Regions from separate parts of the Homo sapiens genome. Here region 1 is linked to region 2. Evidence: chromatin contacts called from ENCODE Hi-C or POLR2A ChIA-PET data. All regions are on one chromosome and are shown on one strand. The core of a region is the stretch at or near the end of the contact, and the rest is flanking DNA. Distances in the headings are between cores, read along the strand shown. Region 1 overlaps SLC28A1 (solute carrier family 28 member 1). Region 2 holds the start of ZNF592 (zinc finger protein 592).

Region 1 (4,941 bases), core at 2-2,501, 180 kb after region 2:
GTTGGCCAGGCTGGCCTTGAACTCCTCACCTCAGGTGATCCACCCGCCTCGGCCTCCCAAACTGCTGGGATTACAGGCATGAGCCACTGCGCCCAGCCTCCAAGCTCCCAGATTCTTAAAACCACTTTGTTGCTCAATCTCTGGCTCCCTTCTCCGCACATCCCTCCTATTGCTAATATCTGGATATTTCTAGATCTCCACGGTCCAGTACAGTAGCCACCAAACACACATAGCTATTGAGCACTTGAAATGAGGCTAGTCGTATTGAAAAACTTTTAAGATGTTTTATTAATTTTAAATTTTTATTTTGTCATCCATATTGATAGTTTTATATTGATTACATGGGTGGAAAGAAAATATTTTGGATATATTGAGTTAAATAAGACATTATTAAAATTAATTTAACCTATTTCTTTTTCCTTTTTAAAATGTGGCTATGGCCGGGCGCGGTGGCTCACACCTGTAATTCCAGCACTTTGGGAGGCCGAGGCGGGTGGATCACCTGAGGTCAGGAGTTCAAGACCAGCCTGGGCAACATGGAGAAACCCTGTCTCTACAAAAATACAAAAATTAGCCAGGTATGATGTCAGGTGCCTGTAACCCCAGCTACTCAGGAGTCTGAGGTGGGAGAATTGCTTGAACCCGGGAGGCAGAGGTTGCAGTGAGCCGAGATCGCCCCATTGCACTCCAGCCTGAGCAACACAGCAAGACTCTGTTTCAAAAAAAAAAAAAAAAATGTGGCTTCTAGGCTGGGTGCAGTGGCTCATGCCTGTCATTTCAGTACTTTGGGAGGCCAAGGCAGGAGGATGGCTGAGACCAGGAGCTTGAGACCAGCATGGGCAACATAGGGAGACCCCTATCTCCACAAAAAATTTAAAAAATAAAAAATTACTTGGGCATGGTGGCACACATCTATAGTCCCAGGTACTGGGGAGGCTGAAGTGGGAGGATCACTTGAGCCCAGGAGGTCAAGGCTATAGTGAGCCATGATCATGCCATTACACTCCAGCCTGGGTGACAGAGCGAGACCCTTTGGGTCAGAGAGAGAAGGGTTATGGGCAGGCGTGGGCCCTGGGATGCTAGGATGGAAGGCTCTCCTGACCAGGTGCCTGGGAGGCAGGGCTGGGGAATGTCACAGCCCTGCAGAGTAGCTGGCAGTGGGGAGGTGGGTGTGGGCTGGCCCAGTGCCCAGGGAGCCCTGCCTGTGCAGGACTCAGCCCTTTCCATGATGAGCTGGAAACTAGCAACTGCAGCATTTGAGGCTGTGACCACAACTGGGTCACCCAGGGGACAGTGTGCAGGAATGTGACAACTGCAGGGTGTGTTCTCTGCCGTGACTCAGGTTTACAAACCAGATGTAATCTACAAGTCAGAGGAAGGGTCAGGGTCCTGCCTGGTGGAGGGAAAATCCCAAGATTCCAGGTGTGGCACCATCCCAGCTGGGGCTGAGCAACTGAGGAGGAAGCAGGGGAAGTCCCAAAGCCCAGCCCAGAAAGTCCAGAGAGGACACCTGCCCCAAGTGGGTTTCATCCAGCAAGGGGCAGGGGCCCAGGCTTGCACACCCAGTGTCCACACAGGGCCCTGGGGAGGTATCAGGCTGCTGCCAATTCTTGTTCACATTTTAAGAAGTTTTGTCGATCTTTAAAAAGAAACAACTGGGGTTTAGAAAAAGAAGAAGGACACAATACCTGGGATTCAGAGCCTGAGAGGGTCTCCAGCCTGGCTTCTCAGCAGCAGGCCTGGCACTTCCCTGAGATGGTAATGAGGGGTGCCCACGATCTGCCCTCTGCTTTTTTTTTTTTTTTTTTTTTGAGATGGAGTCTCACTCTGTCGCCCGGGCTGGAGTGCTCAGCTCACTGCAACCTCTGCCTCCTGGGTTCTACCCATTCTCGTGCCTCAGCCTCCCAAATAGCTAGGATTACAGGCACCCACCACCACACCAGGCTAATTTTTGTTTTTTTTTGAGATGGAGTCTCGCACTATTGCCTGGGCTGGAGTGCAATAGTGCGATCTCGGCTCATTGCAACCTCCGCCTCCTGGGTTTAAGTGATTCTCCTGCCTCAGCCTCCCGAGTAGCTGGGATTACAGGCACACACCACCACACCCGGATAATTTTTCTCTATTTTTATTAGAGATGGGGGTTTCACTAAGTTGGCCAGACTGGTCTCGAACTCCTGACCTTGTGATCCTCCCACCTCGGCCTCCCAAAGTGCTAGGATAACAGGTGTGAGCCCCACGCCCGGCCTAATTTTTGTATTCTTAGTAGAGATGGGGTTTCACCATGTTGGCTAGGCTGGTCTCAAACTCCTGACCTCAAGTGATCTGCCCGCCTTGGCCTCCCAAAATGCTGGGATTACAGGCGTGAGCCACTGTGCCTGGCCTGCCCTCTGCTTTTATCAGCCTGAGTGTCTGTCTTCAACTTACCTCCCTCCTCCTTTTTATTTTTATTTAACACTTTAGAATGCAGTTGGCTTATTACAAACTTTAAGAAGAAACATCTATTTTGCTTTTTGTTTATTAAAAAAAATATTGTTGTGGACATTTTGAGAGATACCAAAACACCTGTAATCCCAGCACTTTGGGAGGCCAAGGCAGGCAGATCACAAGGTCAGGAGATTGAGACCATCCTGGCTAACACAGTGAAACCCCGTCTTTACTGAAAATACAAAAAAAAAAAATTAGCTGGGCGTGGTGGTGGGCGCCTGTAGTCCCAGCTACTTGGGAGGCTGAGGCAGGAGAATGGTGTGAACCTGGGAGGTAGAGTTTGCAGTGAGCCAAGATGGCGCCACTACACTCCAGACTGGGCGACAGAGTGAGACTCCATCTCAAAAAAAAAAAAAAAAAAAAAAAAAATGAAAGAAAAGAAAGATACCAAAATGCAGAAAGAAAAGAAAATCGGCCGGGGATGGTGGCTCATGCCTGTAATCCCAGCACTTTGGGAGGCCCAGGTGGGCAGATCACGAGGTCAGGAGTTCGAGACTAGCCTGGCCAACACGGTGAAACGCCATCTCTACTAAAAATACAAAAATTAGCCGGGCGTGGTGGTGCACACCTGTAACCCCAGCTACTCTGGAGGCTGAGGGAGGAGAATTGCTTAAACCCAGGAGGCGGAGGTTACAGTGAGCCAAGATTGTACCGCTGCACTCCAGCCTGGGCAACAGAGCAAGACTCTGTCTTGGAAAAAAAAATAAAGCAAGAAAGAAAATCACCCCTGGCCCCAGCAGCCAGGGACAGTCAATTCATTGCCATTTTGGTGTATTTCTTTCTAATCTTTTCATGCGCCATTTTGGAGTTTGTTTCCCCACTGCCCCTAGTTTTGGTTCTTCTCTACCTGCAATGTTGTGGGCCCTTTCCCACTTCACTGTGAGGCCTTGATGACCATCATTTTCAATGACAGCCTGACGACGCTTAGCCGGTCTCCCATTGTTAGATGTCTGAGTTGGTTCTGATTTCCCTGCTTGGTAAATGACACAGTGATAGGGGGAAACGTGTCATATTTCTCTGTGGAAAAGAACAGAGAAGCAAAGGGTTTGGGGTCCCAGTGAAGATAAAACTTCAGGAAGGGAGAATCCCAGGGGCTGACATTGCTCTGCCATCTTGCTGGGAGTGGTTTTCACAGCGTGGCTCCCAGAAGGAGACTGAGGGTCAAACGGTGGCTGTCATAGAGGCAGATTTCCTGAGAAGGAGTTCTCAAACTGCAGGACTGGATGTGATGGGTTGGCTTGCAGTGGTGAGTTCCCCGTCACAGTAAGCATTCAAAGAGAGAGCCTAGAGAGGGAGTACCTTCCTACGCTAGTACATACCTACACTAAGGTGGAATTGGTTTAGCTCTTAAATCCATTTCATTTCAACTCTTAGGTTCTAGAGCTTTGTCTGAAAGCATTACAAATTCCTCCACTAAGGGGGAAACCTCAGCTAACGGGGATTAGTGGTCAACAGTGACAGCCTAAAAAGGAAGAAAGAACCTTGAACTTGGAGCCAAAAGATGTGATAGGCTCTAATTCCTTCTCTTCCTTTATTTTGGGAAGCCATATTTAATCCTTTGGAGTCTCAGTTTTCTTGTCTGTAAAATGAAGATAACAATATTTGTCATTCCTAACTTAGGGAGCACCAGGAAGAAATAGAAGGTCCTATACATATAGCCTGTGACCTTCTACACATAAAAGGTATTATTATTATTAGTGATGACAGCAGTTATGACAATGAGGACATATCAGTGGGACAGACTACACATGTGCCCTTGCTGCCCTGGGCCGCACTCCTTGGTCGCCAGCATTTCTTCTGACTGTCCACCTAGAACCTGCACTCTCACTCTTGCAGATCGATGCCACCTCGTTGATTGCAGCCTCTGTGATGGCTGCCCCTTGTGCCTTGGCCCTCTCCAAGCTGGTCTACCCGGAGGTGGAGGAGTCCAAGTTTAGGAGGGAGGAAGGAGTGAAACTGACCTATGGGTGAGCACAGCAGGAGGTCCTGCAGACAGGGTAGTGGTACAAGGTGGGGGGAGCAAAGCAGAGGGTCCCGTTCTCTCTGTCCATCACTGTCTTCCACTAGCCTGGGCCCATCTCTCCACTTTTCCTGCTCTGGTTTGGGCTTCATTTGCTGTCTTAGTCCATTTTCTGTTGCTTATAACAGAAATCCTGAAACTGGGTACTTTATAAAGAATAAGAATTTATTTCTTACAGTTATGGAGGCTGAGAAGTCCAAGGTCGAGGGGTTGTATCTGGCGAGAGCCTTCTTGCTGCTGGGGATTCTGCAGAGTCCCAAGTTGGCACAGGGCATCACATGGCGAGGGGTTGAGGGGTGCCAGGCAGGGAACTGAGCATGCTAGCTCAGATCTCTCTTCTTCTTCTTAAGAAGCCACCAGTCAAGTCCAGGTGCGATGGTTCATGCCTGTAATCCCAGCACTTTGGGAGGCTGAGGCAGGCAAATCACTTAAGGTCA
Region 2 (4,985 bases), core at 834-3,333:
TTGCACCATCAATTATCCTACATCTATCTGCCATTCTCCCCTCTCAGCTCCTTTAGTTAAGGTCTCCCCACTCAAGTTAGGAAAAAAAAAAAAAAAATCACCGGCCAGGCATGGTGGCTCATGCCTGTAATTCCAACACTTTGGGAGGCTAAGGCAGGTGGATCACCTTAGGTCAGGAGTTCGAGACCAGCCTGGCCAACATGGCGAACCCCCATCTCTACTAAAAATACAAAAATTAGGGCCGGGTGCGGTGGCTCATGCATGTAATCCCAGCACTTTCGGAGGCCGAGGCGGGTGGATGACCTGAGTTCAGGAGTTTGAGACCAGCCTGACCAACATGTTGAAACCCCATTTCCACTAAAAATACAAAATTAGTCAGGCATGGTGGCGCATGCCTGTAATCCCAGCTACTCGGGAGGCTGAGGCAGGAGAATCGGTTGAACCCAGGAGGCAGAGGTTGCAGTGAGCCGAGATTGTGCCATTGCACTGCAGCCTGGGCAACAAGAGCGAAACTCTCTCTCAAAAAAAAAAAAAAAAAAAAAAAAAAAAAAAGCCAGGCATGGTGGCGTGCGCCTGTAATTCCAGCTACTTTGAAGGCTGAGGCTGGATTATCACTGGAACTCTGGAGGTAGAGGTTGCAGTGAGCCGAGACCACGCAATTGCACTACAGCCTGGGCTGCGAGACCGAAACTCCGTCTCCAAAGACAAAAAAAAAAAACAAAAAACAATCAACTTTTCCCTTTACTCTTTTGCAGAGAGGGAGGGTCTCGCTATGTTGCCCAGGCTGAACTCAAACTTCTCGGCTTAAGGGATGCTTTTGCCTCAGCTTCCACAGTAGGACCCAACTTTCTCCTTTACTCTTGGTACTTCTTGAGCTCCAGGCCTACTTTTCTCTCTCTCACTGCCAAACATTTGAAATCATCACCCTTTATTAACTCCATTGCTTCATTGGCTAACATACTCTTTAGACAAGCTCTTCAACTCAGTTCTGTGCCTGGTGCACAGCAGGCTCCGGCTGCATGTTAGTTCCAGCCATCTTGCACATTTGCATCTCCTTCCTGGAGAAGGAATTTCTCCATGGTTAGCAGTGTGTGCTCACTCCTAGTCACCAGGGCCTCATCTCCGTGTTCCCACACCCTGACCTTGCTGCCGCCCTAATGCTGCGGACCCAGTTTCCAGGTACGCCGGGTTCTTGGAAGGTCCTGCCGGTCACCCTCCCAGCCTTCTGCCAGACTCACTGAGTTCTCACCCTGCACAGTCATCGTTTCCCCAGTAACCCTGAGAGATCTCCCAGTCTACCTCTTCGAGGCACCCGTTGCCAGTCCTCCATCTCTGTTTGCCGCGCGTCCCTCGGTTACCCCAGAGGCAACACGTCAGGCTGCCCCGCACCTCCAAGCCTGCGCGAATGTCCTTGTAGCCAGCTATGACCAAACATTTAGGGCGCACCTGAGCGCCAGGCCCACGCCACCCCTGCTTGCTTTCACTTAACAGCCTCGACTAGGCCCCCTATGCGCCAGGTCTCAGTGAAGAGGACGCAGTCCCGGGTCCTGGGCGCTCTTTGCCGGGCGAGACAGCTGCGTAGGCAGATCCTGTTCCTCTAGTGGGCGGCCTCGGCCCCTGCCCCTGCCCCGAGGCGCGTCAGAGGACAAGAGGCCCAGGTCGCTGGCAGCGGCTGCCTGCCCGACCGCACAGGGTGCCTAGCACGGGTGGCGGGGACTGGAGCCGGGCGGGGGCCGGCCGGGGTCGGGGGTCCAGCCCTGAGCGGCGCCGTCCCCGCCCCGCCCCGTCCCGTCGCGTCCCGCCCCGCCCTACCCGCCGCCGCCGTCGTCGCCGTCGCCGGGCCTGCGCCGCGCAGCCCGCCTCGGGCGGGAGGCGGGAGGCGGGAGGCCGGGCCCAGGCCGGGGCAGCCCCTCCACCGCACCGTCCTGGGCCGGTGCCCAGGTCCGAGTCGCCTTCCGCCTGCCCCCCCCCCCCCCCAATCCCCCGCCGCGGCAGCCCCAGCCAGGTCCCGCCGCCAGGCCGGCTCCCGCCCCCGCTCCGCCCCCGGAGCCGCAGCCCCGCCCGCCATCGCCGTCGCCATGTTGTGGCTCCCGCAGCCGGCGCTGGGGACGCGCGCGGCCGAGACTCTGGCCTGCAGTCGCCGCCGCCGCCGCCAGGTAAGCGCCCCCCGCGGGCCGGGCCGAGCGGGGCCTGCGGGCCGGGGCAGCCCCAGCCTGGGCCCGGGAGGATCGCAGCCGGGACCGAGTCCGAGCCCGAGCCGGGGCCCGGCCCTGCAGCCTGGCGGACCCTGGCCGCCGCCAGAGGCGGCAGCCACTTCCCCCGACCGCCGCCTGGCGGGCCCGGGCCGCCACCCCACCCCGCCCCCGGCCGTCGGGCGCCGGCCCCTTCCGCCGCTGCGACCGCCGCTGCGACCGCCGCTCCTTGGCAGGCCGGGCACGCTGCTGTCCTCCGCGCTGGGCGGGACGTGCGGCCGCCCTCGGCGATAGCCGGCGGCCCCCAGCCCGGGCACGGATAACGGTGCCACTTTCTCCCTCTGGGACGGCCTGTCAGCCCGACCGTCCCCGCCGCCCGAAGAGCTGTCGCCGTCACAGGGCAGACACTTCGGGGAACGACCCTCTTTGGCGCTCCTCAGTACTCCCCTCCCCTGAGCCCAAGTTCTGACCCTGAGGAAGGTTTCTCCCGGAGCAGACAGGTATTCCTAGAGCTCCAGAGTTGGGGTCCTCAGGGGTGACCAGGCCTGTTGATCAGGGTGAAAATTGTCTCTCTGCAAGGGCTCTTCCTGCCAACGAGGGGGTTGGCGGGAGGCTCAGTGTGACCTGAGGGAGGACAGGAGAGCGTCTGCTGGACAGATGGCCTCCTGGCCTTGGATCAGCGTTTGTGAGGGGGAGGGGTCCGTATGACCTTAGGTATGCCTGCTCCTGAGTACTGCAGGATTATTGAAGCTGTTTAGGGATTTTAAACCATTTTTTGAGTAGGCCAAAGGTGGCATTAAAGGTCCTGGATTGGAATAAGTCCACAGGCCCACCCAGGGAAGCATGTTTGGCATCCAGGACTAGTCTAGAATAGGACTGGCAGTAGAAGAATGGGACTTGGGGAGTAAGACGGTATTTGGCTTATGGTTTGCCCACTTGAGTTCAGGCCTGTGCTCATGGAGGGCCTGTAGGGTGCTTCTGTCGCGGGTGCAGTGTGGTGCACAGTGTGGCAGAGTGCGGAGGATGTGGACAGACAGATTCCTGGCCTGGTGGATGCTTGGTGGTATTTTAGTAGTCTGTTTCCTCAACCTCACTGTTACGTTACACAGTGAAAGGGGCAGAAGTGTGGTGCTAGTGCGTCCATTTTGATCATTTTCCAATTTTTCAACTAGTTGTGGCTTTGATTCATTAAATAAATTTTTACTGAGCACTTACTCTGTGCCAGGCACTGAGCTAGGTGTTGGGAGTACATTGGTAAGCCAGAAAGATACCATGTTTTAGTTCTTAGCCATTGGGAAAGTCTAATAATTAATAGTCGTGGCCGGGCGCGGTGGCTCGCGCCTGTAATCCCAGCACTTTGGGAGGCCGAGGCGGGTGGATCGCCTGAGATCAGGAGTTCGAGACCAGCCTGACCAACATGGTGAAACCCCGTCTCCACTAAAAAAATACAAAATTAGCCGGGTGTGGTGGTGCATGCCTGTAATCCCAGCTACTTGGGAGGCTGAGGCACGATAATTGCTTGAACCCGGGAGGCGGAGGTTGCAGTGACCTGAGATCGTGCCGTTGCACTCTAGCTTGGGCTACAGAGTGAGACTCCATCTCAAAATAAATAAATAGTCGTGGAAATTTATTCAACAACAAATATTTGTCAACAAATACGTGTTAGGCATTGTTCTAGATGCAGTGAACAAAGAAAGCAAAAATGATTGCCCTTGTGGTGCTTTCCTGGGAGTGGGGGAGAAGACAATAAATAAAATATATAACAAAAATATAGTCTGTTAAAAAGTGTGAAATGCTAAGGAGAAGAAGGAAGCAGGGAAGGAGAATCTGAGGTATCAGGGGTGGTAGTTGAATTTATATTATACGGTGGCCTGGGAAGGCTTCCTAAGAAGGTGTCTTTCGAGTAAAACTTGGAAGTGGTAAACTAATAATTCAAACTATAGTGAATATAAGAAGAGAAAGCTGAAGAGAGGGGTAAGAGACCGATTTGAGTTGGGGGCTCAGGGAAGCCTTCCCTGGGGAAGTGATGTTTAGGCCAAGATCTGAAGGAGGGTTAAGAGTTAACCATGTGTGGAGCTGACTGTAGCAAGGAGGAAGTGAAAGAGGCCTGTGGGGCTGGAGGGGGAAAGGGAGAGGGGAGATTAGTCTGGAGACTAGGGCCAAATTAGAGCAATGGGGCCTTGGGGGCAGAATGCCTCCCTCCTTAGTTTGGTTTGTATCTCCAGTGTAATTAGGAACCTTTGAAGGGTTTAAGGGAATGACATGATATTTACATTTTAAAAGGTGTCTAGCCCCTGTGCAGGGAATGGACTTTTGAGATAAGCAGGTAAGGCAAGGCTTTCTGGGTTGAGTGGCTTAACTACCTGATCTGTTTGGAAAAGCCTCAAGCAGTCTGGGGGAGATCCTTTGCCTCTGTGAGTCTGCTTCATCCAGCTTTTAGGAAGGGAAGGCAAAAATGAATTAACATTTATGGAGTACCTGCCAGGTGGGAGAACCAATTTTAAAGACTTCTGCATACATTATTGTATTTAACTTAGTCCTCTCTACACCCTAAGAAAAAGAGGTTATCATACCCATTTTACAAAGAAATAAATGCAGAGGGGATAGATGACTTATTCAAAGCCACATTTGTAACATAGCCTGGATTCAAAGCACGTCTGCCTGAATTCAGAGCCCACTGGCTCTGGAGCCAGACCACTGAAGTTTGCATTTTGCTCCTGTCACTTGCTAACCAATGATCTTGAGTTATTTAGCCTCTCTTGTGCCTCAGTTTGCTCACATTTTAAGTGCAGA

What was found. Hi-C counts contacts between places; a loop is a spot of excess contacts on that map. ChIA-PET counts read pairs that join two places held with the same protein, here RNA polymerase II (POLR2A). Pooled maps may share reads with other maps.
Region 1: a loop to region 2 is called in a map of PC-3, with 9 times the contacts of the local background. The contact joins the enhancer-like site here to the promoter of ZNF592 in region 2. A Hi-C loop is called at or near these places in 21 of 168 maps with a recorded cell type or tissue (CD8-positive, alpha-beta T cell, Caco-2, Calu3 and 18 more), 2 of 37 single-sample maps with no recorded cell type and 34 of 50 pooled maps. POLR2A ChIA-PET finds 5 or more read pairs at or near these places in 2 of 52 experiments (HEK293 and activated CD8-positive, alpha-beta memory T cell).

What each region holds. Positions count from the first base shown.
Region 1 is chr15:84,928,825-84,933,765 of GRCh38, forward strand. SLC28A1 (solute carrier family 28 member 1) reads left to right here. Exons shown (of 19, transcript NM_004213.5): 13 at 4,321-4,451. Among named protein-coding and RNA genes, the nearest start is that of SLC28A1, 47 kb to the left of the region's middle. Within about 2 kb of position 1,252, at least 6 of the 41 ENCODE cell types and tissues checked have a DNase peak (open chromatin) inside an H3K27ac peak, as active enhancers do; they include PC-3, where a contact is called at or near this core.
Region 2 is chr15:84,746,509-84,751,493 of GRCh38, forward strand. It overlaps ZNF592 (zinc finger protein 592), which reads left to right and starts at 2,084. Exons shown (of 11, transcript NM_014630.3): 1 at 2,084-2,156. RefSeq lists enhancers at 1,236-1,535, 1,608-2,447, 2,976-3,055 and silencers at 1,606-2,025, 2,086-2,575.